Regions from separate parts of the Mus musculus genome. Here region 2 is linked to region 1. The links are chromatin loops, found by intact Hi-C in ENCODE. Cell type or tissue: heart. All regions are shown on one strand. Links, peaks and the distances in the headings refer to the core of each region. The heading gives the core; the rest is flanking DNA. Region 1 overlaps Abca1 (ATP-binding cassette, sub-family A (ABC1), member 1). Region 2 has its middle 27 kb from the start of Abca1.

Region 1 (8,335 bases), core at 61-8,060:
TAGCGCAGTACTCTCTCGGCTGCATCGAGCTTCTTCCTCGGTAGACCACAGAGGGCAGAAACTTCCGCATCACCAAGCTGAATAATTTCTTCTAATTTTGATCCGTTACACAGACTGGCCAAATGTAATTGGTAGCCTTGCAAAAATACCTGGAAGGGTTGGATGTAAACAGAGCTGTGAAAAAATTATCAGGATGGAAGGCTGGCTCCCAGACACTTTGGGGGGAGTGTAACCTCAGTACATCTTGGAAGAGCTGAAGCAAAGCACTACTGCAGTCACCCATGGAGGAAAGAACCTTGGGATGAATCGGACACAGTCAGCCATGTTCCAACACTGCATGCTGACTCAATGCATCCCACTCTCTTGTCCCAATAGCACCGGGAAATCCTTAAGGCAAGTCTTTTTCTCAACGCGACTGGAACACATGACTCAGCTAATGGAAACCCAGAGTCTAAACCCCTGGAACTATGAGAGGAAGGTTATGCTAACTCTTCCAGAAATGTATTGATATTGGACGCTGAAATTAGGCTGCCTCATGGAAACAATTATACCGTGAATCTGTAGGTTTAGATACTTGACAAATGCATAAAGCTATGTTTAAGGAACATCACAATTGTGAGTGTTTTGTTTTACTTGCCCCCAAGAAGAATACGGAAAAGTGGGCCTCTATCAACTCAACTGTAAAGTACTTCTACGTCATCCTCACCTGTTCTTCATAGCAAACCCCAGGAAACTCTCTTTGGCCATACGCTCCTACCTAGCTACCCTTCCTAGGTTTAAATAAGTAGTGCTTTTTCATACCTGAGTCTCACTGTCCAGCAGAGAGAGACCTCTGCAATAATATGGGGCTGCCTTGGTTTACAAGGCTCGTACCTGTGTCTATAACCCTAGAACAGTATTTGTTGAATGGATGGCTTATTACAATATTACCAACCCCTCTATCAGCTTAACTGAACGCAGTCCATTCTGGTCACAGAAACCTGTAGAGCATCGCAAGGGGCGAAACCAAAGCCTCTCAACTCCCATGCAGTTTCGCAAACAGTGAAGGGAATCTGCGCCACCATGTCGTCCACTCGCCTGTCACTGACTGCCAGATACTCAAGTACACTCCAAGCTTGCTCCTGCCATAAGTCCTTGTCACCATGCTGTGGTGAAGAACCCCTAAGACACTGAAACTCAAATTACCATGCAAAGACCTTCCCTGGATGCCTCTTAGTTTAAACTGATGGCATGCAACAGATATGAAATTGGCAGGGGGCAATGGAAATTATGCTAAATGAAATGATTTCGAAAGTCTGCTGCCTCTGGCCCACCTCCCAGCCACACAATTGGTAAACACAAGACATATTTTCCCAGTTTCATAAGAGCATGCAGTAAGCACATTTTCTTTTTTCTAACTTGGAAAATTTTCAGCCATGTGAAGCAAAGCCCTCTTCAATCATCAGCCCCGCCCATGACTTCTGCTTACTGTAAAGTCAAGCCAGTATAGAGCCGAAAGGCTGTACATGGGGTCAATTCTCCTTTCTGCCAGAGAATAAAGTGAAGAAAAAGCTTTCGGGGGAACAACATATAGCCATGCACTCTGCCCAGGAGTGGTACAAAAATAAATGATGGCGAAGAAGTTCTCTAGGACCCTAAGATGCAAAGCCTATGTAAACACTAATATTACATACACTTAAAAGTTGATCAGAAGTCTCTTTATGCAGCTTCCCTGTCTTTAAAAAGCAGTAAGTGCTTCATTTAATCTTTTGTGATAGATTCCAGTTTAAGAATCTACGTCTCTGGCTCTTATTTCAGAACAACATTTAAAAAAAAAAAAAGCTTCTTAATTCACCTTAACAGAAAATATAACCCCTTTAGGGGGGAGTCATTACAATGCCAAAGGACAGACACAGAAATCAACTTCCTTTCAGCATACTGGCCCTGATGCTGGGTGACACACCCCACTCACTGTAGGGTTCGTCTGTGACAACCAGAGTCACGAGTCAAATGAGATGAAACTAAACTTCTGAAGCCTGACCATTTCCTTCACAGCTTTTTCAAAGGCCAGGGTTTTTCTTTCTTTCTTTCCAGGGCCCCCAACAGGGTAATAGTGAGGCCCCACTGATTTAGCTGAAGGTAGTAGCTTACCTTCTGGAGACCAACATTCGCCTGCAGCAGGCTGTCCACAGTAGATCTTGGAAGGGACAAATTGTGCTGCAGGAATCCAGAGAATGTTTCATTGTCCACCAGAAAATCCTGGAGCTTCAAATCTATTGGAAAATTGTGTTTGTTTACAGTTAATAACTCAAAAAAAAAAAAAAAGACTCAACCGCTATGGGGAAGGTGGAGAATAGAATATTGATTGCTTCATTTTAAACGGATGGGTGACCACAGGCTTCTGGCTTACATACACCGAGAAGTGAGTTTCAGGAGCTCCGTCTCGCTGGCAGAGACATGAAAAGATTGCTTTCTGATGACATGTTGAGCCACACTCAGTGTGGGCTCCCACAGTCCAACAGCACAGTGGTGTTGTTACACACATGGTCTTTCCTTGTTGCCAATTGAAAAACCAACCCTTTTAAATGATCTCATCCATCCTACCTGAGGTTTGTGACATGAGCCCTGCTGCTCCTGACTCCTCAGTGCCGCCTCACGTAGCTAGCACTGAAAATACTGAGTGCCTTATTTCCACAAGCCACAGGGGCTAATCTCCCAGATCAGCAGGCAATGGCTCGCTAACATTTCTGTGAACCAGAATCGCTTGATGGGTTGCCTCAGCTAGCCGGCTGGACAGCAGTCTCAGAGCATCTGCTTCTGCCAGCTCTGGCTGCAGCAGCTGCATGTCTAACAAGCTCCCAGGTGGTGCTGATGTTGCCTGCCTGGGACCACACTTCCAAGAATCACAGGGGAGTCCTGTGAGCATATCGAGGTGTTTAAATAGACATGGTCTCTTCTTGGTTTCAGAACAAAACCTGGGATTTCAGAACTATAAAGTCCAGTTCCTCCAAACACTGAGAAAAATATGTAAACGTATGTTTGAAATCCCACCCTTTGCTTTACTAAATGCAGTGACTGCTAAAGGCTTTCATTCCGACTCCCATTAAACAATAAGCTCTCCAAGTACCAACTCCCATTAAACAATAAGCTCTCCGAGTACATCGAAAAAAGGCTTCACTCCAGTGGCATGAAATAGAAAAGAGCACTGGCCAAGAATTCAGAACGTCAGTCTCTGGCTGGAGGCTAGGTATGATAGTACCACTTGAATTTCATTTCTTTAGCACCTTTCTGAGCCTTGGGCCCCATCATCTGTAAAGCAAGAGGATTCTGAGCAGATGCTGAGTGGTGCCTGCCTGAAACACCAACCATTTTCCTGCCTTATTTTATTGACTATTTCATCTTTCTTCTTCCTTACCCCTTTAAACTTCTAATAACCCGAATTCTTTTTTGAAATTAAAACAAACCAACACCACCACCCCCCCAAAACAAAAACAAAACCAAGCTCATCTGGGACCAAGTGGCTGACCACTAGAGGGCAAACTTTACAAACTCAAATCAATTACCCGAAGAGGGGTTCCATCTGAAAACAAGACTGCAGTGTGCACTGATGAAACCGTTTCTCTTGGGATCTAAAAGGGTCTCCCTTCGTAGAGACAAACAGTCCAAGCAGATTCTTAATAGATACAAATGACCCAGGCATCTTCAGCATGGAGCAAACTTCAGTAATTTTGAACGGAGCTGATAAAACAGTGATTCTCCTCAACTCATCTATAGTTTTATCCTAGGGTTCCTCATACTATGCCACAGCTGATCTGAGGCCTGTCAATGTCCCTCCTTGAAATCAGCACTCAGCCATCTGTCATCTGCCTGGTGTTTCCATCGTACAAGACCCCACACTGCTACCACTGAACTCAATTCTTTGAGTTGCCATACCCACAGAACACCTAAGATTCACTTAAGAGGCACACAAAAACTAGTTTCTGGGTGTCTATTCCTTCAGATTACAACCAGGGGTTCTAAGGTAGACCACCCACAAATCTCCATTTTAATAAGCAGCCTCCACATTTCCAATACAGCGGGTCTGGAAGCCATATATTATGAAATGTTATTTTACTTAAGTATAGCCTGCATTCAACTCTAACTTATAAAAATGCAGAATAGGTCTTTTATCTTAGTGTTCCAAATACCTGGAACAAAGCCTGGTACAAAATTACTGCTCCAGCAATGACACCTGACTGAATGCTAGATGAGGTGACCAGAAAGACTTCAGAAGGATCTTTGAGATTAGTGGGTCCAGGAAGAGACCAAGGAGGGCAAGAGCATCAAATCTCTAGGCTATAGCCCAGGAGGAAATAAGAACCCTGACCACAAGTGTCTTTTCAAAGACAACAACATCTAGAACATCCCAGCATCCCCATGGTGGGGGGTAAGGAGAAGGAAGGAAGACAGGCAGAGAGGCTTCAGCCAAAGCTTGAGGTGAAAAGGCAGGCATGCTTATAAATTAGTTATGTATGTGTGTATGTATACACACACACACAAACACACAATACTTAAGTTTGTGTATGTACATAAATCTCAAAAGAAGAGGTGGAGAATAGATCATTCAATAGAGCACTTTTTTCAATATGAGCAATGCTCTACACACACACACACACACACACACACACACCTCATACTGGGAAACCAAATTCTGGGCTCTGTATCCATGTATTTCTAAGTTTATTTGACCTACTTAAACTTCCATGGCCTTACCTATAAAAATGAGGATCAAAAGAGAGCTCTGTGAACCTTGATAGAACAGAATAAATCTATGACCTAACACTCAGATCAGCCAGTTGAACACAAATTCCTCCTGAGCAAAGCCACAGCAGTACACAGCATCCTACGTAGGAACTTCAGAACAGCTCCTTCCTTCAGGGCAGCAGAAGTGTGGGAGGTTTGACCCAGACTGCACTCTGAAAGGACCTAGGTCACCCAGCAACACTCTGGAGACCAGCAAATGTACTTAGCATGTTTATATGATGCTTCCGTTATGTCAACAGACGCTGCAGATAAACAGCTGGATGTGATCAAACACCAACTGCCTATCCTCTGGATGAGACACAGAAACCAAAGAAGCTGGTTAAACAGCCAACAGCCCTTGGCAGTGCATGAACATAATGTGGCAGATGCTGGGTGGGGATGATGCAGGAAGGCCATAGAGCCTTGGCTACAAACAACTTGCAGTCTGGTCACGTGGATATGCACACATTATCTGCTGCTGTCCTATCACCGCTGACAGCTGCAGTACATACACACACAGGAAGACAAAGGTGTGTGGTATGATGGCTCTTAACCTTGGAGGCTGCTAGGCCCACTTGGGAATTTTAAAAAATCCCAAAGCCCAGGCCACACCCCCCAGCACAATGAACCAGAACTGTGAAGGACAAGAATTGGGTCTTGAGAATTAAAAAAAGAAAAAAAAATCTAACCAAGTTTGATGTGGTGGTGCATATCTGTAATGTCAGTAGTCAGGAGGCAGAGGCAGTAAACTGCAAATTAGAGGCCAGCCTGGGCTACGGAGTAAGTTCCACACCCGTGCTTACACAGGAAGTCCAAGCCTCAAAACAAAACTATGCAGGCAAAAAGAAGTTTAGGACCATAAAGCCCAAAATGTAATGCTGTTTCTTGCTATAAATTAGCTGTGTGGCCATAAGATGCCACTATACCTTAAAGTCCTGGGGATAAGAGACGTATTCATACACTTGAGCAATTAGCAACTGGCTAGGGACAAATGTTTATTAAATGGTAATATATTAATTGTCACTAAAATGGCAGTCTTACTGCACTATAGAGCAATGTGCAGGAAAAAATAAGAACACAGATCTTCCCTCTAGGGATTTTCTTGGTTATCACAGATTTGAGGTATAGGAGAGGAAAGGGGGGAAAGAAAAAAGAAGTGATATGAAGACAGACCACAATGGCTTTGTCCTTGCTGGTTTCTGTCTTCTGTATGCAGCTAGCTGTGTAGGAGAGTGCAAAGAATGAACCAAGCCAGATGACTGATACAGCTAGTAATCTTGGGTGAAGCCACTGGATGGATGGATGGATGGATGGATGGATGGATGGATGGATGGATAGATGGATGGATAGCTGGCTGGCTGGACAGATGGCTGGGTAGGTGGATGGATGGATGGATGGATGGCTAGATGGATGAATGATGGATGGATGGATGGATGGGTAGATGGATGGATGGGTGGATGGATGGATGGATGGGTAGATAGATGGGTGGGTGGGTGGATGGATGGATGGATGGATGCACAGATGGATGATGGATAGATGAATACAAATGCATGAATGTAAAATGAGCTGATATGACCTGAGAAATGACCAATTTTGAAGAGGTAAATTCATCTGGCAGTAGGAAGGGGACAGACCAATCAGGACACGAATGTGAAGCAGACTGGGTCAAGATGGCTACGGTATCCCTAAGCCGCCTACTTGGTTTCATGCCCCAAGTGACAAGCCGCATCAGGTAAACAACAGCTGGAAGCACAGCAGGAATAAAGCAGAGGGAAGCTGAGTTAATGAGATGATGACACAGAGCTTGATGCAGTGGTCCACACTTGTAACCCCAGCTATTCGGGAGGCTGAAACAGGAGGATCACAAAGTCAAGGTCTCCTTGGTCCACAATATGAGTTCCAGGCAACGTAGTGAGAGAAAGGCTGTGGGTATGTCTCAGTGGTTTGTGAACTTACCCAGCAGGCATGAAGTTCTGAGTTCCATTCCCAGTACCAGAAAGAAAAAGTAAATAAGTAAGAAAACAAACCCAAAGGAAATGACAAGAGCATCCACCTTTCTGGACCTACTGTGAGCCTTACATGAGAAAGGTACATGCCAGCCATGGGAATTCCCGTGCCGAGTTACATGCTCCATACAGATCTTCTAATCTGATCATGTCCAAGGACAGCTTCTCTCATCAGCTGAGCTGCTGTGTTCAAAATAGATAGTAAGAGAGAGGTGACTTTGACAAGAACACTGAGATGCCAAACTCGTGGCCCCATAAGATGTGTCTGAGTGTGCACATGTGTGGGCACATATATTTATGAATGTATTATAGATTTGTCTGAGTGAGATAAAACTATTTTGCTTTTATTTTTCTACCTGCTACAAGGTAAAGGAAAGGTCAAAGCTCACTCAAGTGCCTATTCAGAACTTCATGAAAAAAATTAATAAAAGCCAGGCCTAGTAGCACAGGCCTGTTATATCCCAGCTATCTGGGGCTCTGAGGCAGGAGGATTACAGTACAAAGCCAGCTTCAGCAACTCAACAACTCATCTCACCAAAATATGTGGGTGGGGAGACAGGTAGGGATATAGGTCAAGGGTAGAGTGTTTTTCTAACATGTAGAAGCCCCAGGTTCAATCCCCAGTACTGCAAAAAAGAAAGAGAGAGAGGAGAAAGGAATATGGAGACACAGGGAAAAATAAAAATAAATAAACCTAAAATTTTATAGAGCATCAATGAAAGGATCATATCTTCTGGAAACTGTGAGACTAGACACAAGTAGATGACCAGTAACAGACAAGTTATTCTAGGTAAGACAAAGAACGCTTCGTGGGAAAGACAGTCACTCAGTTAACCCTAACCAAATGAATTGACGGGGACCTGGTTTTTATTATCTGTGGAATGTGTGGTTGGGGAAAAAGTTCTCTGAAAAACTCTTTTCCATGTTTCTGAGAGGAACACAGATCCAATTGATCCAGCACCAGAGACTCTTATCAGAGAGGCTGAACTCAAACACTTCCTGCCTGTGTGACCATGAACCTCACTTGGCCCCTTTCTTTGTTCTCTCTTAACCTCAGTTTCTTAGACATCAAATGGAGTTGGGGCCAACAAGAAGGTTTAGCAAGAACAGTACCTGCCACCAAGCCTGGCACCCCAATCTCAGTCCATGAGACACACGTGGGATGACTTCCACAAGCTGTCCTGTCCCTTCACACCCAGCCCACCTCACACACATACAAAATAAAGTGTAATAATGTTTTTAAAAGAATATGGAAATAGTAACATTCATAAGTTGATGTAGAATGCAATGATTAAGAGTATGAACAAGAGACTGGAGCTAGGAAGATGGCTCACTCAATAAAACACCTACTGGGCAAGCGCAAGGAACTGAGTATTCACCCCCAACATCAAGGTCAAAAGTCATGAACCATCCATGCCCTCAGTGCTGGGGAGATGGACAAAGGCTCAAGGCTTGCTGGCCAGTTGGTGTATCCAAATCAGTGAGCTCCTTGTTCAGTGAGAGATCCTAAATTCAATACTGATGTCTGCCCTCTAAAACGAGTACACACAATACACACACACAGACAC
Region 2 (8,335 bases), core at 53-8,052, 75 kb after region 1:
TGTCTGCCACACAATCTATATGATGATAGTCATGGACTAATAATACTCTGAAACTATAAGCAAGCCCTCAACAAAATGCTTTCTCCTAAAACTTGCCTTGGTCATGGTGGTTCATCACAGCAATAGAACAGTAATTGAGACAACCGATGTATACATTACATAATTATTTTAGTATTTGTACTGACTAGTTTTATGTAAACTTGATACAAGCTAGAGTCATCAGAAAGAAGAGACCCTCGGTTGAGAAAATGCCTCCATAAGACATTTTCTTAATCAGTAATTGACGGGGGCAATACCAAGCCAATTGTGGGCGGTGCCATCCTTGAGTTGGTGTCCTGAGTTCTGTAAGAAATCAGGCTGAGCAAACCACGAGGAACAAGACAGTAAACAGAACTCTTCCATGGCCTCTGCATCAGCTTCTGCCTCCAGGTTCCTGTCTTGTTTGAGTTCCTGTCTGCATATTTTTCTATGACAAACAGCGCTGTGGACATGTAAACTTAATAAACACTTTCATCCTCAAGTTTCTTTGGTCGTGGTATTTCATGGCAGCAATAGTAACCCTAACTAAGGCAGAGTTACCTCCTGTTTTATTTAAAAATGAGTATGCCAAATTCTGTATTCTAGGTGAAGCCAACAGCAGCCTTGCACAAATTATATTTAGCACATCTCTCAATTCCCTCAAGAGGCCATTTCTAGTGATTGACATATCACCCAGGTGCCCTCTATAATAGTCACATAATGGCCAAATCGTCCAATGAGGCGTGTTTTAAAATGCATCCCCATCAGTAAGTGGCACACAGCTATACACTGATGACCATAATCTCTATATTCAGCTTCCCGGGTTAGTAAGGTTATTTGGTTTTTCCCTAATCAAGTAGATGAGTCCTGGGTCAGTGGGCTTTGCTTCTCCTTCCTTCTTCACACACTCTGCAAACATTTGAAATGTTGTTGTAGAGTTGCACAGTGCCGGACTTCTGAGAAACAAAAAATGATCAGGGCACGTTCTCTTTCTTGGGAAATTTGAAAATGTTAGGCATTTGAAGGAAAGTCTTAGAATGAAGTGGGGAGAGACATCACATGTGACTTTTTTTCTTTATTGATGTTTTAATAAATCTCAAAATGAATTAATTTCATAGTCTCTAATGAAGGCACTGCAGGAACACACTACAACAGTATTCCTTTAATCGAGTCAGGCAAAGCACAGTGCTTATTACACACCATACAGTCTCCTCCACGACACCCACTATCATGACTCAGTGCTAAGCAGTAGCAGGACATCACCTTCAAGCTAATTTTCATAATTGTAACTATAAAGAACAAGTCAGACAGGGAGAGACAGAGCTCCTCTGCTTAGGGCATGAGTAGAAAGGAATTCCAAATGCCTTCTGATTTGATCTGCCCCGTAAGCCACACAGCACTCTCCAAGGAAGCTTTGCAAATGGCCTGGGCTTGCACAAGGTATTATTTGAAAGCCATATACTGAATAGCTTCCAAAATTGGGATAGGAGGGCATGGCAGAGGAGGAAGTTCAAGGAGGGACATAGAAGTTCAGCCTCACAACGCTGGGAAGTGCCATGCAGGATAGCAGAGAACTCGAGTCACTATCAGTCTTATCCAGCTGTGAACTCTGAGCTCTGCAGCAATGACCTGCCTGGCAAGATATGTTCACTTGGTGCAATAGTGGTGCAAATGTCATGGGAATAACCAACGACTTTCTGCTTCAGTTCAAGGTCTTCTCCACAAGATGAAATCTATACCTGGCATGGTAACTGGTCCAAAAACCTGTGGCTAGACAGGTCATGGGCCTTCAGGGAGCCCCTGCTATTGTTATTCTGCTAATAAATAGACATAGTATTAAAAGTAACTCCTAAAGGCTTATAGTTATTTTCATAGATGGATGCATCTCTCAAATCCCATCAGAGAAGCTCTTTTGATGATTAGCACGTAATCCTACAGTTGGTCAAGGTGCAAACTGTGGAATGTTCAGCCATAAACAAGACGTCTGTATCACACCCTTTCTCCCCAAGCTTAGGGGTAATTGTGGAAGAGGGAGAAGGAATATTCTAGGAGTCAAAGGTGGTGGATGATGAGAGCAGTATTTTTCAGACATAATAAGGCATCTGCACATTGGATTCACAGCAGCCGTGTCGCATGCACAAAGTCTGCCCACGCTCAAGCCAGACAGAATCCCAGCATGGAACCTGAATATGGTTCCCACCCTTAACTGAAGAGTTATTGGCAATTGATTGTGATTGGAGAAGAGATGGAGTCTGTTTTCTTTCATAACGTGACCCCTGTTAGGTCAACCGTGATCTAGTGGAAGGTCACACATCCAAGAGCACATACGCAGCACAAATTCAAGTTGGTGAGTTGAAAAAAAAAAAGAAAGAACAGGACATAAAGATAGGTGGGTAGGGAAGGTGGTGGATCTGGGAGGGATTGTGGGAAGGGTAAAAGTGATCAAAACACATTTTATGAAATTCTTAAGGAACTAATAAAATGCAAATAAACAAGCTAATCTCTGTAAAAAGTAATTCCCTCCACTCTAAAAATAGATAATATAGACATCTCACTTCACTGATGTTGGAGTAACTTCACGGCTCAGGTTCTCAGAGGGCTAGCCTGTGCCACAGTGTCTGCTTACCTTCTCTAGACTATGAGCTGCTTTTGAGCATAGTTTAGCTCTGTTCAACATTGTGTCTCCAATTCTGGTCACAAGGACTGTCCAAAGCAGGCAACAAGAGTAAACATGAAAACAGATTTCCTTCTTCCTCAGGGGAAGCTACTCTGATTAGTGGGACAGCTTCTCACTACATTCTTTTCTGGACACTCATACAAATGCACATGTGTGAACGTGTATGCACACAGACACACACACACACACACACACACACACACACACACACCTCACCTCACCTCACCTTTACTCTGGGAAGAGCCATGACTAATATAGAACATTGTACCCTTCATATCTTGAGTCCTCGGGCTCCTTCTGGACACACCTGTTTATACCGCTGGGAAGCTCTTTATTCTATCCTTCCTCCTATTCCCAGAAATTTTCTCCTCTCTTGTGCTCAGTGTGAGCATGAGGCTGTCTTGGTCAGTGTTCTATTGCTGTGAAGAGACACCATGACCATGACAACTCATAGAAAAGAGAACATTTAGTTGAGGCTTACTTACAGATTCAGAGGTTCAGTGTACTGTCATGGCAGAGAGTCTGGTGACAGGCAGGCAAAAATGGGGCCAGAGTGGCTGAGGGTTTTACATCCAAATCTGAAAGCAGCAGGAGAAGTGAGGGAGACACTGACTGGCTTGGGCTTCTGAAAGCCCAAAGCCCACCCCAGTGACACACTTCCTCCAACAAGGCCACACCTCTTAATCCCCTTCAAGTAGTGCCACTCCCTGATAACCAACCATTCAAGGGTATGAGTCTAGCGGGGCTATGTTCAGACCACCACATACCCATAGTTGTCTTTCCCATTCTTCACACCGTAAACTTCTTATGCCTACGCTGACTTGATCTGCTCCAGTTCACTAATGTCTTTCCTAGAGTCAGTTCAAATTCATCCTCGAATAAATAAATACCAAGTTTTAGCCCAGCCTTAGCTACATAAAACCCTATCTACAACAAAATAGCACATGTACAAGCATTTTCCAGGGTTCTGATTATATCATAACTTGAGAGGTAAGGAAATATGGGGATATTATCCCAGAGCCATTATGCCACGTGTTCATCACTGTATTTGATGCCATTTCCCTTGGCACCCTTACTGCTAACACTGGTGATAAGCAGAAAGGCAGAGTCCAAACCACCAGTCACTCAGTGCTTTGATGTAAGTGAGTTATGCACTGGAAGGAAAAAGCCAAATGGGTGATACGGTATGAATATTGCTTGAGACATCCCTACTTCTGTGTGCTGAACACGTAGTCCCCAGTGCAAAAGGTCTGCAAAGGCGGAACTACTAAGAGGTGATTAGGTAATAAGGACTCTGGTCTCATGAATGGATTGATGCTATGGCCCGGTTATCTGGTCCTGATAAAATGATAACTTTGCTCAACTTCCTCCCCCCCTGCACTCACTTGCCCTTCTGCCACCTTAAGACACTGCACCAAGGACCTTGCTGGGTTCTAGAAACACTCTTGTGGTTTCTAGCCTCCAGAGTCATACGAAATATTCTTCATGAATTATTCAATCTGTGGCATTATATGGGAGCAGCAAAAAAAAAAAAAAAAAAAACAAGCTAAGATGATGACATTCCAGAAAGAAAATACGTCAAGACAGAACACAGCCAGACAGCAGCTCTCCCAGCCTGGCATGGGTGAGTAAGGGCCATCTGGAGGAAGATGGAGAGAGCCAGGTGCAGCCTAGATTCCAGCCTACACATCTGTAAGCCCTGCTATTGGGAGGTGAAGGCAGGAGGGTCAGGAAGGAGCTTCAGGTCTTAAAGACAAAAACACAAAGCAAGCTGCAATGCGAGCAGCAAAGCACCATGATTCCCTCACTATGTTCCCAGGACAGCTCTGTCTGCCTCACAGAGGCAGCACCGCAAGTCTGTGGGTCCCTGCACTTTCACAGCCTCAGTTTTTCTCTTGTGTACCTTGTGATTTTGTGTTTCAGGAATTTTAGATTCCTGTCCGCAGGAAGCTGACCTTCTAATGTGAGATCCTTTTAGTTTTGTGATTTATCTGCTGTCTTCAGGAAAATCTTAATTGAACCCCAGGGAACGCTTTTTCCTCTTCGGTTCAGATGATGTTTTTAAAAAATGGCTAGGAAAACACCACAATGGCTCTCTCACAGACAGCAGGCATACCACAGAGTGATATCCTCAGTGCAGACTCGCTTCAAGGCCACACAGGAAGCAGCTGCAATTGCTTTCAGTGTTTCAAGCAATCTGGTATGAGTCCCAGCAAAGGCAACGCCAAAGCCAAAGCCACCTTGCTCAGGAAACAGAAGCACTAGGGAGCTGTGAAGTATCTGACATGGGGAATTTCACTTCCCTAGAATTTTAGGAAATGCAGCTCTGCCTTGTGTTTCCCTTTGCTTGGTTTTGTTTTGAATTCCTTGACTAAAGAGTTCCTGTGTGGCTGTACGATTCCATTTTTATATTGCTGGAAAAACATGGCCAAGCTGGAGAGACAGACAATAGCAGTTTCCAGGGGCTGAGGGCGACAGACAGAGTTGGCTACAAAGGGTCAGGTCGTGCTTTGTTTTGGTTTTTGGTGGAGAAAGCTATTAAGCAACTGGATTTTTGGTGATGTTTACATCATGGAACTTTACACTAGAAAGAGTAATTTCCCTATAGAAGATTTTAAACAGTGAATTATAGTTTATCGTCTGAGGATAGTGTTCTGGTGACCCAACTACCTTTTCTGCCAATTCCATCCTCCTTTCTAGCTGGTAAGCACTAGTTTTGCTTTCATTCCCGATATCAGACATCTTTCAAAAATGACTTTTAGATGTGTAACTGCCTTAAAAGATAGGACATGACAGAATACCAACAACATGTAGGAGCAAATATCATTAGTATTTAAATATCTTGAGATCTTAATAGAACATTCTAAAACTCAGAACTATTAGTCAGCCAAATACTTCCTTTTTTTTTTTTTAGCTTGCCTTGGTATTTTGCCCATATTCAAAAAGCTGTATTTTTAATAGCTATTGCTAATTTCTTAGTGCATTTACTTATTTATATATTTCATGATAAAGTATATTTAACAATTGTATCCTCAGATACATTTAATAAGTGCAATAATCAAGAACTTGAGAAAGCAACAGATGCTTCTACAATGGGATTCTGTGACACAGAGATGTCTATGGTGAGTTGTGCTCCTGCACATACCACCTCCAGCCCTCCGCTCTGCCCCTATAAACGTGCTGTGTGAAGGAATAGATGCTTCCAGTAGAGCATTCTCATCATGTACCTGATGCTTTGGGTACAAAAACTTCAGCTTTGTCTGGGTTAGTTTTTGTCAACGTGAAGCCATTAGAGTCACCTGGGCAGAGGGATCTTCGGTTCAGGAATTGTCTCAGTCAGACTGACATCTTTGAGTGGGCCTCTGAGGCATTTTCTCAATGAATGGTTGATGTGGAAGGGGCGAGTCCTCTTGGGGTATGCCACTCTGGGCAGGTGACCTTGGACTGTATAAGAAAGCAAGCTGAGCAAACCATGGGAAACAAGCTGAGAAGCAGCGTTCCTCTGTGTCCTCTGCCTCAGTTCCTGCCCCGAGGCTCCTGCTTGAAGTTCCTGCTCTGAGATCTCTCAGGGATGGAATGTGACCCAAGAGTTGTAAGATGAAGTAAACACTTCCCTCCCTCTTGGTTTTGGCCAAGAGAGAAACCTGATTAGTACATTCTGCTTTTCATATACTACTTAGCCTCAGCTTTTGTATCTGACTAGGAATTGGGTGTTTTCATACATGCCCCGCCCCCCCCCCAACTCCTATTCTTCTTCATCACTGTTTTCCCCTGGATTCATGGGCAGTTCTTGTGGACTGTCTGATTCTTCTACACTTTATTATGTGTCCTATGTCATTTGGGGTTCATTTGTAGAGCTAAGCTATTGTAGGCGTTCTAAGTTTGATTATGAAAACTGGCAACTATTACTGGATGGTGGCATTTGACTGACTACAACTATTCACTGAAAACTCCCTGAAAGAGTCTTGCATGACATGTCTGAACATTTTTCTTCATTTTGGTGGAACTCAAGTTTCACAGTTTCTGGCAAAGACCGTAGACTTCCACAAGCTGGAGACAAAAAGGATTTGGCCCAGAAAGTGGGTGTGGCTCCTCTGTCTCAATGTGCCTCATTGCCTCCTGAAGGCAGATGCTTTGCTTACTCTGTGGTTGTCTCTAATCCCTCCCTTGATATCCCTTTGGACTCAACGTCTACCCTCTTATTCTGCTCTCCTTTCACGTTGCCAAGGCAACTCTTCACAGGTGTGGCCCAAGGCTAATCTAACCTTGGCAACTCCTTAATTGAGGTCTCCTCTTCCTAGGTGGCTCTTGGTTGTGTCAAGTTGAAAATAAAACCAACGAGGACACCTCCTCACTCCCAGACTACAGTAAGTAGCCTTGGGAATTTGGCCATGAAAACTACTCAGCAAACAAACAAACAAAACCAGAAGAAAACTGCTCAGGAAATATTGAGAGAATGGGTAGATGGATGGAAAGGAAGCTGGAAGAGAAGAAAGAAGAGAATGGGAATAAGGAAGAAAAGAAACAATGGGGTAGTTATTTTTAATAACACATGTGGGGCAGTGGACGGTGGCAGGAAACTTGGTAGAGTGGGTTTGAGACCCCAGCACTCGGGTACTCACCTGAGATGGTAGGTGCCTCCCTGGTCCCTGCCAGAGTCCTGGCCTGGAACATGTGCCACACACCCCACATTGGTCACATAGGCAAAAACAGAGTTCTCCATGCTAATGAGGTACCAAGAGGTCCTGATGGTTGAGCCAATAAGCTTCCCTTTACAGACGTTTCTCCTACAAAAGATATTTAATCTCTGGTCCACTCTGAGGAGTGGCTGTGCATAAACAGTACAGATAAACATGGACTGTCTCTTTCATCGAGAACTGCCGCTGTAGGGAGCACAGAGAAGGCCTTTGCCTACAGAGCCACAGCCTAAATCTCCCATAGAAGGCCTCTCTGCACTTCCAGACAACCGCTGCTAAGCTAAGGACAGTCACAAAGCGAAGCCAGAGTTCCCTATTTCCCTAGCCCTGGGTTCGTTGTTGTCCTTAGCCCATGGTTCCACAAATCTGTTCCCAGCTCTTTGATACCCATTGGTACCTGAATGTCCAGGAGCTTGTCTCAGGCCATGGACCCCCAACCCTTCATTCCAACTCCTCAGTGTGGCACCCAGCAGCAACTGTATGTCTGGGAGTCAGAAAACCCCAGCTTTAGCGCCCATATCTTAGACTGCATTTTCCCACCCCTTGAAGGGTGCATAGTGTTTCCCTAAAGCCTAGCACCCGATGGGGTGGCAGTGACTTAGGGTAAACATAGTCAAGCACTGCCCGAGATTTGCCTCCCCAGAAGCTGTGCCCAGACCCCAGCAGCAGGGCAGAATGCAGACCCACAAACACATGGGCAAAGAATGTATAAACCAGAAATGCCATGTTCTGAAGCATTTAAATACGGACTCTTCGAGTAGGAGGGTGATGCTGAACACTAAACTCCCCCCTCTAGTCACTGCCCCTATTCAGGATCCCACTATCAATAAGAAGAGTCAATATTTGTTGATTAGCAGTATTTAATATCTCTCTGAGTTGGAGCAATGGCTCCGCAGTTAAGAGGACTTACTTCTTTAGCCATGGACCCATGTTTGGTTCCCAG

Evidence for each region. Peaks named below come from ENCODE experiments on the same cell type or tissue, not always from the same donor. Only the 100,000 strongest peaks of a DNase experiment are listed, where the experiment ranks them.
Region 2: it touches region 1 in a loop (5-fold over the local background); 6 of 42 quality-filtered maps call a loop at or near these places.

Annotation. Positions count from the first base shown.
Region 1 is chr4:53,107,034-53,115,368 of GRCm38, forward strand. Abca1 (ATP-binding cassette, sub-family A (ABC1), member 1) reads right to left here. Exons shown (of 50, transcript NM_013454.3): 6 at 2,131-2,252; 7 at 1-149. Among named protein-coding and RNA genes, the nearest start is that of Abca1, 49 kb to the right of the region's middle. In heart, for the core only: a CTCF peak has its summit at 3,508 (motif pointing right); DNase peaks (open chromatin) are centred at 1,348 and 5,058.
Region 2 is chr4:53,182,409-53,190,743 of GRCm38, forward strand. No RefSeq gene overlaps it. Among named protein-coding and RNA genes, the nearest start is that of Abca1, 27 kb to the left of the region's middle. In heart, for the core only: no CTCF peak of the experiment used is centred there; DNase peaks (open chromatin) are centred at 4,443 and 4,903; H3K27ac peaks cover 686 bases.